Regions from separate parts of the Mus musculus genome. Here region 1 is linked to region 2. Evidence: chromatin contacts called from ENCODE Hi-C or POLR2A ChIA-PET data. All regions are on one chromosome and are shown on one strand. Each heading gives the region's core, a stretch centred on a gene start or an enhancer-like site at or near the end of the contact. The rest is flanking DNA. Distances are from core to core; before and after follow the strand shown. Region 1 holds the start of Cbr4 (carbonyl reductase 4). Region 2 holds the start of 1700001D01Rik (RIKEN cDNA 1700001D01 gene).

The links. Hi-C counts contacts between places; a loop is a spot of excess contacts on that map. ChIA-PET counts read pairs that join two places held with the same protein, here RNA polymerase II (POLR2A).
Region 1: a loop to region 2 is called in a map of v-Abl transformed pro-B cells, with 2.1 times the contacts of the local background. The contact joins the promoter of Cbr4 here to the promoter of 1700001D01Rik in region 2. A Hi-C loop is called at or near these places in 3 of 37 maps with a recorded cell type or tissue (T-helper 17 cell and v-Abl transformed pro-B cells). POLR2A ChIA-PET finds 5 or more read pairs at or near these places in 2 of 5 experiments (Patski and embryonic stem cell).

What each region holds. Positions count from the first base shown.
Region 1 is chr8:61,483,787-61,490,032 of GRCm38, reverse strand. It overlaps Cbr4 (carbonyl reductase 4), which reads right to left and starts at 2,299. Exons shown (of 5, transcript NM_145595.2): 1 at 2,043-2,299; 2 at 1-93. The coding sequence starts at 2,184.
Region 2 is chr8:61,286,946-61,293,396 of GRCm38, reverse strand. It overlaps 1700001D01Rik (RIKEN cDNA 1700001D01 gene), which reads left to right and starts at 4,525. Exons shown (of 5, transcript NR_045475.1): 1 at 4,525-4,653. All of the region lies in intron 2 of Sh3rf1 (SH3 domain containing ring finger 1), which reads right to left.

The sequences.
Region 1 (6,246 bases), core at 1,050-3,549, 200 kb before region 2:
AATTTACTGGACCTAAATGTTTCTCCATCTCTTGAAATGTACTCTGAACATCTTGTTCTTTGGCAACATCACACCTAAATGCCAAGTGGTTTCCTACAAAACAAAGTTAAATCAGAATTACCTCTAAATCTTAACTTGAATTTCGAATTTATTTGCTTTATGATTAGACTCTTCAGCAAGCCTGTGCTGGGCCGAGCAATGACAGCCAGTCATGGGTTCCTGCCCTCAGAGCACACGATGAAAGGACAGGGTGGATGGAAGTGAAGGAGAAATAATGAGGTTTGTTTTTTCCGTCTTGTGTATGAGTGTTTTGTTTTTGTTTTGCTTTGAGATAAGGTTTTACTGTGTTGCCTAGACTGACTTCAAAACTCAGGCTCATCTTGCCTCTGCCTGCCAAATTCTAGGATACAGCAAGTACATAAAATAAAACATTATCGAAATCTAACTTTAACTTTGGAGTTTTCTTGAATGGGAGATTTAGACACAAGAACTATGGGTACCTGGCTACCCATAATGTTGGCACTTGCTGGACTCACAAGTTCATGGCTATTCTGAGTGACACCTCAAACCCTTAAGAAGAAATAAGCTTGGAAAGTCTAGAAACAAAAGTGGTCAGGGCCAGCAAGATGGCTCACTTGATAAGGGCACTTTCCACCACGCCTAACAATCTGGGTTGAACCTTTGGGTCCCATACAATGAAAGGAAAGAACAGACTGTCCTCTGAGTTCCTCAGGTGCACAATGACATAGATGTACTCATCCAACCAAATGAATAAATGTGATTTTTAAAACTGCAATTAAATCTGGGCATGGTAGTGTATACCTTCCGTCTCAGCTTTGGGATAGGAGATTACTACTGTAAGGTTGTGGCCAGCATGGACAAGAGAGGTGGCTCCATAGAACTCCCTGATCCCTATCACCAAACTCACGAAGTCACTGATGGGCTTGGGGAAGCAACCCTGACTTCAAAGTAAACATATTCCCTATCTGATAAGCTACCATATTAATATATATGCTCCTCAATTTATGATAGGGATACATCAAGATGAACCAACTATATGATGGAGAGCCGAAGAACAGGTAACTAGTACCACAGGGCAAGGTGGAGTATCTAGCAAACTGGAAGCAATGCTGACTGGCTAGGTGTTGAGGCTCGTGTTCACACCCAAGGTGAACAGATGTGTTCCCCTGTGTTCCCAGCACGGAGGAGGCAGAGACCAGCTCCTGATCCAAGGGAAACCTAGGCTGCGTAGTGAGACCCTATGTCCGAGAAAGCTGGATACCACACCGCAGGTTCAGAGTGTACTCTGTACTAAAGACATCACCGTCCCATCACAGTAAGGAGATCTCAGCAACTGGGAAGCTGAGACACGAGATCCACAAGTTCAAAGCCAGTGTGAGTTACATATCAAGGCTATTTCCACATAAGTAAAGAAATATAGTCGGCACCAGACACTCTTAGACCTACAAGATACCCAATGCTTTCCTGATAGTGACATGTATTTTTCTCCATTCTTCAAGTTGTCTTCTCCAAACGAGACTTAAACTTGCAATGCAATGACTAATCCGTTAATAACCTGGGGTTGGGGGGGGGGGGGCTGGAATAGGAATACAATCAAAGGGCCTGGGAAAACAAATTAGTAACTTACTAAAGTCATTGATGGGCTTGGAGAAGCAACCCTGACTTATCAAGAGTTTCTCTTTGAAATACTGTCGGGTGCCTTCGCAAAGGGCAAGAGCTCTCAGCAAAATGCAATCTAGCCATTTGTATCTGACTTCTCTACTTTCAGTATAATCGCGTCCATTCTCTCCTCCCAGAGGCCAGAGCAAGGCAGCTCTCAATATCAGCACTGGCCGCGGGGAAGGCAACTACTTGTCAGGGGTCCTTAGAATCTGCCTGGAGTAGGCGAGAGCCCCTGTGAGTGTTTGGTCATGGGGCACGAGCGATCTGGGGCGCAAACCCGGGTACATGGGCAGGGCCCGTGGACTGGAACTCAAGGACTTGCACCTTGGTCGCACGGCGAGGACACTTCCGGTACATACCGCCGAGCTCGCCGGCGGTGACTTTGGCCACTTCCAGGTTTCTGGAGACGATCGCCAGACGGTAACCCTTCTGGGCCATTAGCTGGGCTACCGCCCTGCCGATCCCCCGGGAGCCTCCAAAAACCGCACAGACTTTGTCCATCTTGGACCGCGGACCAGCAAGATGGATCCCTGAGACTCAGAACTTGTAATAAAAGACACAGCTACTGACAAAACCAGTATGCTCTCCTTTCAACAGACAACCCAGGCCACAAAACAAGGCGCGAGGATTAGACGTCAGTGCACACGGACTCTTCGAGGGTTGCATTGCATTCTGGGACTTGTAGTCCTTACTCTCTTGCACTTGTGAGCATTTTAGTAACTGCTGCTGGATGCCTATTCCCAAGCCTGGTTAGTTCTATGAGGGTAAATGTCCTGTCAAAGAGCACAAGCCGTGTGTGGTGGCTCAGGCCTGTTCACTCATCACTGTTCAAGGCCAGCCTGGTCTAGAGAGTGAGATCTTGTCTCAAAGACAGCAACAAAGAAAGAACACTGTGTAGAGGGATTCAATAAATGCTTGTACTCCTCTTTTTGAGGAAAAGACCTGCTATGTTACCCAGGCTGGCCTCAGATTCTCTATGATTCTCCTCCCTCAGCCTCCACAGAGCTGCTGGCATCTACAGGTATGGGCCTCCACGCTCTTCGACTGATCAGAATAGAGTAAAGATTAAAGAGCAAGCTTAGGTCATTATTGGCAATATTGGGTTCCTATACTCCTAAATAAGATATCCTGAGTGCTTTTTTTTTTTTTTTTAAGAAAAAGTTAGCTGGGCATGGTGGTGCATGCTTTTAATCCCACACTAAGGAGGCAGAGGCAGGTAAATCTCTTGAGTTGAAGACCAGATTGGTCTAGAGTTCCAGGACAGCCAGGGCTGCACAGAGAACTCTGTCTCAACCATGCCTCCCAAATAAACAGATAATAAATAAATAAATAAATAAATAAATAAATAAATAAATAAATGGCATGATTTGTTAGCATTCTAGTGTAAAGAGAACATTTCTTGACAGAATATTAGTGTACTAAATAAAAAAGTAGACCATAGTCCCTATTGGAGGTAGGGAGAATTCTGGAGCAACAGGACTAACTCACATAAAACTCTAATGGGCTAAATTGTTTATTAAAGTACAAAGTTGTATTAACACCAGAAATCAAAAGGCCAGTGAGGACTGAAGGCACAGCAAGCTGGCAAAGCCGGGTCTGAGTATTGATTTCTAAATTGGGGAGGGGTGGGGACCTACCAGAAAAGTTGCACATTAATTTTAAAGTTTTTCTTTTTCTTTTTTTTTTACCTTAAAGAGAATACTATATAGTTTATTAAGCAAAACATGAATGACCAGATTTATGTTGCTACAAATCCCATGTTCCAATGTTTTATGAAGTTTTTCATTGTAATAAAACAAAGCCATACATATTTTTAACCCATCAAGTCTAGCTAGTGGTGTGAGTGTGTGTGTGTGTGTGTGTGTGTGTGTGTTCCACTGGGTATTGGAGACAATCTTCAAATATGTTGGTTGTCAGAGAAGAAAGGTAAATACCAACTCAACTAAACACCCCTAGATCTACAATGACAATCTGCCCTGAATGTGACATGCCCATGCAATAGTTGTTGGTTACATAAACAATGTTTATGCAAAAACCATGACTGGATTTAAGGCCCACCCCATGAAGCTAAGCCTGTCAATACTTGGTGACCAAAAACCTGAGACTAAATAGGCCTAGGGGAAGTACCTACGACAAATATCACTGTCCTGATGAAGTAATGTAGCAATAAAAAAGACTCCAAATGACATTCTGCTATTTCCCTTGGTCAATGTCATACTCAGCCCTCACCGGAGAAGCTTCCTCTTCCAGTATACGGGAACTAACAGAGAGCCACACCTGGACAGTGTGCAGAGAGTTAGAGGTTGGGATACTCACTATATGTTCTAAATGGGATATCTTCATTAAACCCGTCTGCTCAGGGTTCAGGGATCTATAACAAAGATGTGGAAATAGTGTAAGAGCCAGAGGGGAAGAAAGACACTAAGGAGAAAGTGTCTTCTAGACGCCAGGATTGATGTAGATATCAACTCAGAAACTGTAGTAGCATGCACAGAGCCTACACAGGTCCAAGCCAAATGGGTCCAAGCAAGAGGGAGAAGTGGACATGGATTTCCAGCCTTAACCCAGAAGCTGCCTCCTATTAATAACTGCTTGCAAAGGAAAATTAGTTTGCTCCAGCAGACTTTCATTGAATATACAAACTACACTAAAGGGTAAGGCCAAGGCCAGCAGTAAACTGCTGACACCAAAGAAACTCACTGGTATGTTTGGAATTTTTTTTTGTCTCATCTTGCCCCATTTGAACAATTTTTTTAAACCTTACTACTCTTTTGCTTGTATATTGCGGTTTCTAATTTGGGGTTTCTAAATTTCCTTGTATGTTTCTCTATGTTTCTTGTGGGGTTTTTTTGTTTGTTTGTTTTTTGTCTGTTTGTTTTTCTTTTTTTTATAGAACATGATTTTAATATTTTCAACTCTTAATATTCAACAAACAGAATAATTATTTTAAGATATATTTCATTGTTATGTCTCCATTTTATGATTTTATTAATTTGGATATTGTCTCCCTGCCCTCTGGTTAGTCTGGCTAAGGCTTTATCTTGTTGATTTTCTCATAAAGAGCCAGTTCCTGGTTTTGTTGATTCTTTGGATAGTTTTTTTTTGTTTGTTTGTTTGTTTCTATTTGGTTGATTTCAGCCCTGAGTTTGATTGTTTCCTGTCATCTACTCCTCTTGAGTATATTTGCTTCTCTTTGTTCTAGAACTTTCAGGTATGCTGTCAAGCTGCTAGTGTATGCTCTCTCCAGTTTCTTTTTGGAGGTACGTAGAGCTATGAGTTTTCCCTTTAGTATGGCTTCCACTGTGTCCCATAAGTTTTGGTATAATGTGTCTTCATTTTCATTAAATTCTGAAAAACCTTTAATTTTTTCTTTATTTCTTCCTTAACCAAGTTATCATTGAGTAGAGTGTTGTTCAGCTTCCATGTGTATGTGTGCTTTTAGTTGTTTTTCTTGGTATTTAAAATGAGCCTTAGCCCTTAGTGATCAGATAGAGTGCATGGGATGATTTCAATCTTCTTGTATCTGTTGGGGACTGTTTTGTGACCAATTATATGGTCAATTTTGGAGAAGCTACCATGAGGTGCTGAGAAGAAGGTATATTCTTTGGCTTTAAGATGAAATGTTCTATAAATATCTGTTAAATCTATTTGGTTCATAACTTCTGTTAGTTTCACTGTGTCTCTGTTTACTTTCTGTTTCCATGTCCATTGCTGAGAGTGGGGTGTTGAAGTCTCCCACTATTATTGTATGGGATGTGCTATTTTGAGCTTTAGTAAAATTTCTTTTATGAATGTGGGTACCCTTGCAATTGGAGCATACATGTTCAGAATTGATAGTGGAGCATACATGTTCAGAATTGATAGTTCATCTTGGTGGAATTTTCCCTTGACCAGTATCAAGTGTCCTTCCTTGTCTTTTTTTGGTAACTTTTGGTTGAAACTTGATTTCATTGTATATTACAATGGCTACTCCAGCTTGTTTCTTGGGACCATTTGCTTGGAAAATTGTTTTCCAACCTTTTACTCTGAGGTAGTGTCTGTCTTTGTTGATGAGGTCTGTTTCCTGTATGAAGCAAAAATTCTAGGTCCTGTTTATATATCCAGTCAGTTAGTCTTTGTCTTTTTGGGAGAATTGAGCCCAATGATATTAAGAGATACTAAGGAAAAGTGACTGACTTCCTGATATTTTTGTTGTTAGAGGTGGAATTATGTTTGTTTGGCTATCTTCTTTTGGGTTTGTTGAACGATTACTTTCTTATTATTACTTAAATCCTATAAGAAAATTGTTGGTTACATCCATAACGTTTATGCACCTGTGGGCGTGTTCTTTCCAGGACACTTCTTAGTGCAGCATTCCAGGTTCATATCAAGACTACTGATGCTTTTACCCTCAAGCAGCCTACTTAGCTCCTTTTCCTACTATGAAAGCTAATGAACAGGAAAGAAGGTGTCTGATGAGTACCAGCTTGATGTCTCCCAGTCCGATGGCAAAGTGTGTGGTGTCTTCAGCAGTAGGGTCTTCACCAAGAGTAATGGCAACCCCCTGCATTGTCTTGAGGGTCT
Region 2 (6,451 bases), core at 3,276-5,775:
CTCGAGACTCTTGCCTTCGGTGGACACCCGAGAGTGGAGGAAGACTGGAAACGGACAGAGAGATACCTGGGTGGTGTTGGTGTTCTTATATCAGTCAAAGGTAGAGCAGGTGGCAGTCCTTTGTTCATTGTAGCTTGATGCCTGGGTTGGTAGTCAAAGCTATCTTATGCTTAGAGCTCATAAAAATCTAGTCAAATCAAATCCAGGCATCGCAGTGAGGGAGGGGGAAGACAGAGACCTGTGAACTGCCATGCTATCCACAGACATGCCCTCCAGAGAAGGGTACAGGAAAGCCATAGACACCTACTTGCCGCCACACTACACAGCACAGATAGAAGATCTCACCCAGTGGCCCTCCAGCCGTGTGGCCAGCCTGCGGAAGGAGCACCACAGTGTGCGAGTATGTGGTGGACAGATGGGTGAGAAAGTGAAGTGGAGCAGCTTGAACAGTATGAAGAGATGGAAGTGAAGACTCAGGATGTAGAGGAGGAGGCTGTTGTGAGTGGCCAGCCACATCGCCTGGGCTGTGTTGAGGTCCCACCATGAATAGCCACTGAGGGCCATGTCTGAGTCCACTGCTATGCAGCAGCAGAGGTTGATGTGTGTGGCTCATATAGAGAACATGGGGATGTCCCTGGTGGGGGAAGCTATTGGGGACCACGTGGATGTCCAGGGGCCCCAACCCCTCACTAGATGAGGAGCTCTGGAAAGCTGGCCCCATCCCTCACGGGCGGGCGGCAGCACTGCTGAAGGCGGCATTGGGTAGTGTATTGGGAGCACTGCTTGAGAGCTTGCCTGGTGTTTTGGATGAGGGAGAGCCGGTGGGCTGAATAGCTCAACTACCACCGAGGCCCAGATTCAGGGCTCCGAATTGGTCCACTTCAAAAGTCTAAATCACCTCCAAACACAGTTGGGGTGCTTGAAAGGGCCAATCCTGCTGTCCTAAAGCGGCAGGATCTCCGTGACAGAGGGCAACAACAGGATAAGTGGGAGGAGTCTCGGTGAGGATCCAATATTGATGGTGTCACAGAAGCCAGACCAATGGCTCACTGCAATGAACATTTGCAAGTGAAGATGTGTGGACAGAGTATATATATTGTGGGACACGCTACAACTTCCGTGAGGAGACGTTTTCTATGCTGTGTTGTTGTTGTTGCTTTGTGTTATTTTAGGGGGAAGGTTGCAAGGCTGAATGGCAGATATGAGGGGGAGGGGAGAAGAGCAGGACTGGGGTGCATGATGTGAAAGTCACAAAGAATTAATAAAAAGTTAAAAAAAAACAGTTCTTAAAATAAAACCAGTCATAGGGTAGGAAAGATGTTATATAAAGAAGAAGAAAGGGGAATGACTAATTTCTTGTCAGAAATACTGAGGAAAAAAAATAAACCTGTCAAACAGAGATTCTATACCCAGATAAAATAGCTTTCCAAAACAAAGAGGAAGAAAAGACGATTGGACCAGATGAAGAGAGTGGTTTGCAATGCTTACAGAGTCACAGAAAGTGTGCAAGGGAAAATTCAAAACCAGAGGGAACAGGTACAAGATGGAAGTCTCCATCTACCTAAAGGAATGAAGAAAGTATAAAATAAAAGCACTTTAAAGTCACCGGAAGAGGAGGAGGAAGAGGAGGAGGGAAAAAACCCAACAACAATAACACAACAACAGAAAAACAAATGCAGTTAGGAGCACTTACTAAAGCTTCTAAATGTCCCAGCAATTGAAAAAAATGAACCTGATGATGGACACAGAGGTGAGAGCAGAAGGTGACAGTACCAGCATCAAGCCAATGAATAATCAGTGTAGTGGAGCAGGCCTTTAATCCCTCAGGAGGCAGGCATGTCTGTGGATCTGAGGCCAGACTGGTTCCAGTCCCGCTAGAGCTACATAGTGAGATCCTGACTCCATCGTGGTGGTGGTGGTGGTGGTGGTGGTGGTGGTGGTGGTGGTGGTGATAAAGATAATAATAGAACAATTGTAAACTAATCTGCCAGTTAAATATCAGATAAGAATGTATTTTAAAAGCATGTCAATAAAATCAGCAATATCATAGTTGCAAGAAACTCATCTAAAACATAGACATCAAGAAAAAACCCAGCATAGGAAGAACCTAATAAAGTCCAACATTCATTATTATCATTTAGTTAGTAGGTTAGGTTTCACTCCATTCAGGAAGAGAGAAAGAGAGAGGGGAGGGGAAGGGAGGGGAGGGGAGGGGAGGGGAGGGGAGGGGAGGGGAGAGGAGAAGAGAGGAGAAAGATTAAGATTGTAACTGAAAACTATCATTCTGTTATGCATAGTTCTAGGAGGCCAGGTGTGGCAGCATGTACCTGTGGTCCCAGCACTTAGGGGCCTAAAGCAGGAGAATCTCTTCTCCAAGCCAGCCTTGTCTAATAGTGAGTTCCACCTTAGCCTGAGCTACACAGAGAAACCAAAAACGTCAGCTTTCTATGTACATAGCAAAGTTTAATTAAAAACACCGAGGGAAGAAATAAACCCATCAGTAGTCGGAGGTTCTAAGCCATGCTTGAGGGGAGGATGTGAAGTGCATCAGATGTCCTCTCTCTTTACTTCTTGCTTTCTGTTTTGTTTTTTGGAGACAAAGTTTCACACTGTAGCCCAGGATGGCCAGGAACCCACTAGATTCCCCAGGCTAGCCATGAACTTGCAGCAATCCTCCTGCCTCAGCCTTCTGAGTTCCAGGATTACAGGCTTGTGCCATATATAACTTTAATATAATTTTCATGCATGTACTTTCTAAACGTAATATACAGTAAGCCACAAAATTCTCAATGGGTTTCCAAAAATAGATAATATATAGACCAAGTCCTTTAATCACAAAGCAATTAAAAAAAAAAACAATAATACAAAAAGACGTTTTAGGTTCCCATATGTTGGGAAACTGTAAATCATTTCCAAACAATCCACAAATGAAAGTAAAGGTTGTTAGAGAAATGTATGCATCAGTAGGCAGGAACCATGCTCACTGCAACACAGATAAATTGGAAACATAACAATGGACTTTGTAAAAATAGGAACAGCTAGCGTTACTGTTTTTAAACACTTTTCACACTTATACAACGGACTATAAACTTTTTACGGGACAAATAAATGATAAACACAAGCTGGCAAAGGATGGGAGAAAGAGGACGGTGATGTCAGATATCGGTGATGATCTGAAATTGAACGGTAGCTTCCCAGATGTAGAAGCATATTGTATGTTTCAAATATAACCTACATTACCATTCATGGATCTTAAGTATGACCAACATGGGATGCACTGCTCATCTGTGACCAGTTCAATGACATATCTGTGCTCCTTTTACCGACTTATGTTATTGTTTCTTATTTATTTTTCTAGCAGTGCTGGAGACCAGGCAAAAACCCTACCACTGAGCTACCCTCCCCGCACCCACTCGCTGTTTTAAAATTCTAATGCTAATGCTCTTTTTCCTTTTTCTTCCTATTCATAGACTGAGAAGATACAGTAGATCTCAGAATAGTCTAAGAATATTTACTTCATAATCCATAACGGTAGGAAAGTTACAGTTATGAAGCAGTAACAAAACAATTTTATGGTGTGTGGGGTGGGGTCGTCACAGCACGATGAACTGTATTACAGGGTCACAGCATCAGGAAGGTTGACAACCCTGGCTCTAGAGCACAGTGGACCAGAACAGCTATGAAGTCCCTGTGTGGAACACTTGGTCCTTTCAAGGTAAAATCCCACCATTAAGAGAGCAGCACAGCTGTCTTCAGCGTGTGCAAGAAAGAACCAGGCAGACAAACAAACAAATAAAAGCATCACACTTCCAAACATAAGAAAATGGTGGACTCTAATCTAGCACGTTGCCACTTCTGATGGCTGGCAGCCTGAAACATCTTTCCTGTGGAAAGCTTTAAAATATGATCAGCATTTTCTAAACAAACATTTTTGGAAAGCATTACATTTCATAAAGAGTAATGGGGATCATGAAATTGGGAACTGACGTTCTTGTTATATTTGGGTTTTTATTATCTACCCTTCCCCTCCAATTGCTACAGTTGGCCTTGGCAATTAACAAATGCCAGCCCTAACTCCTTCTGAAGTGAATCTGTTGATGGAAAGGCCAGGAAACAGTTTATCTCCACTGGGAACATTTTGAAGGAGGGATTTAACGGGGGCTGAGGCAAGGAGGATCTTTAAAAAACAATATTTGCTAAACTACAAACACACATGCACACATGGGAGTTGTTTTACTTTCAACAAGTCCTGAAAGTAGGAACAAAACCAAGAGAGTTAAAAGAATAATTTAACACTGATGTTTCGGGAATGTTGAAAGAGACCAGGCATTCAGACCTCATGTTGCTAAATTTGTTCATCTAAAACCTAAAAGACATTTTCATGACAACGATGTTGCTGTTCCTCGGTGTTCTGCTTCCTCGGGCAGCTTATTTCCTGCTCAAAGTTATAATTTTGTATTCATAATACCATAATCATTTCCATGGTAACTTCCTGTGATGTCAGAGAGAAAACACTGCTGCCTTCTCCCACAGCTCCCATCTCCCAGCTGAGCCAGTTTGTTGATTTTATTCTTTCCAAAGTGCACCAAAGCTTACTGTTCCGAGTGCTCAGGACGAGGTCTCAAGTTCAACGCTCTCCATCCATCACTGCAGGCAAGTGGGGAAAACCGAGTGGCCAGGATCCTGGTCAAAACTGCAAATGCCACTAATGGTTAAGATCAATTTGGGTTCAGGGCCCGGCTCCACTGGCTGTGAGTTACATAGTAGCCAATGTTCTCCAGGTCTGGTTTGCCCGTCTCAAAAATGAAAAGGCATCTCATAAGGTCACTGGGAGAATTCAATGAGACGATGCATATCAGATGCATACATAGCCTGGCACGGGACCAACGCCAACTCAAAGCAAACACAGTGAGGGTCCACCAGGACTTCTCTGACTCCCCAAACAAAGAGCCGGGATGGATGGTATCTCTGTCTTCACTCTGCAAAGCCTGGGGGTTGGGGGCTACTTCGTGCAAAACAGTGTCCTTCATGCTGAGACAGGACTAGCACTCGTGTCTGGACCCTAACAAGAACCGTTTCTTTACCCGATGCTTCAGTTCAGTGCTTACTAACCTCAGCAGAGATCTGGTTTCTGGCACAAGATCAACCTCGATTCTTGCCCTCTCTATTTCTCTTGTGCCCACACACCCAGGCAAATAGAGTACACATTTAGCAGCCTTAAACAGTAGGTCTCTGTGTGGAGGAGAACTCAAGCCCAGGCCGGGCAGTCCTATTTCAGTGTACCGTCTCATCTGTAGCTCCTTCTAAAGAATAAATTAAAATGAATCAAAGTCTTCAGTTTCCAGCCTGTTTATAATTATTATTTGGGTTTAAAGCATAGTCACAATTGTCTGAGCCTCTGAAAGTACAATGGAAGTAAATATCCACCTTCAGAAACCAGAGTATCCGATAATTCCATGCCTGGGTAACTGTCTGTTTCTACAAAAACAACCACAATAATAATTTCGTCTACCAACAGCATGAAACAGTTTCCAGCAAAAGGGAAGCCTAGCCCTTTTGAATCACTTAGCTGTGTTACCATCGGAAGATTTAAACTCTGCACCTCAGGTAAAGTTTGGTGAACTTCCCGTTAGAAATGCTAATGGTGCCCTCAATGAAAGGAACCTGAAACATGGACAGGTGTACACTTTCCAAGCAAAAAGACAACATAAATAAAAGGGAAATGAAACAGACTATAGTTAGATGGCAATGCTCATTCCCTTGAACTCTTTAGGGAGATGGCTCTTGAGAAGAAAGACAGAAAAGATTTCCTGAATGAATGACTGGTCCCGGTCCCGCCCCCACCCCTCTTGGAAGCAGGATCTCAGAATCTGAGCTAGCCTCAAACCCAAGTATAGTCTAGAATTTCTGATCCTCCTGCCTCCATCCCTGGGATTGCAGGTCTCTGCCACCATTTCCCTGTGTGTCACATAGGCTAGAAAAGCACTCTGCCAATGGAGCTACATCTCCAACCCTCCAGAGTTTCTTAGCGCTAGTGAAGAGATTCACTCTCCGGCAGGCTCTTCCCCTCTTCCCAGTAGAGTTCCATGACTCTATGAAATCACACACCGAGGGACACCCCACGGAAAACAGAATACAGCCCTGGTGCTCAACAGGTAGGGTTTAGGATCTGGTTGCACTGACTGAGGTCTATGACCGTGAGTGGTGGCCTTTTGCCAAGTAGGAAATTAATACTTTTGAGGCCACAGCTCTGTTGTGCAGAGAGTGGCCAGCATACTCCTGGCACACGGGAGACATTCAGAAAATACCTTCCAGTCCCCTCGCTCTAACTTACTTCACCCTGACAGGCTCTGAGGAAAAGGGAACTCAGAGGAGAAGTAAAACTTCACGGTGGATGATCAAATGAGACAGGAAAGCAAAACAAACCAACCCCACATAGAGCATGCTCTTC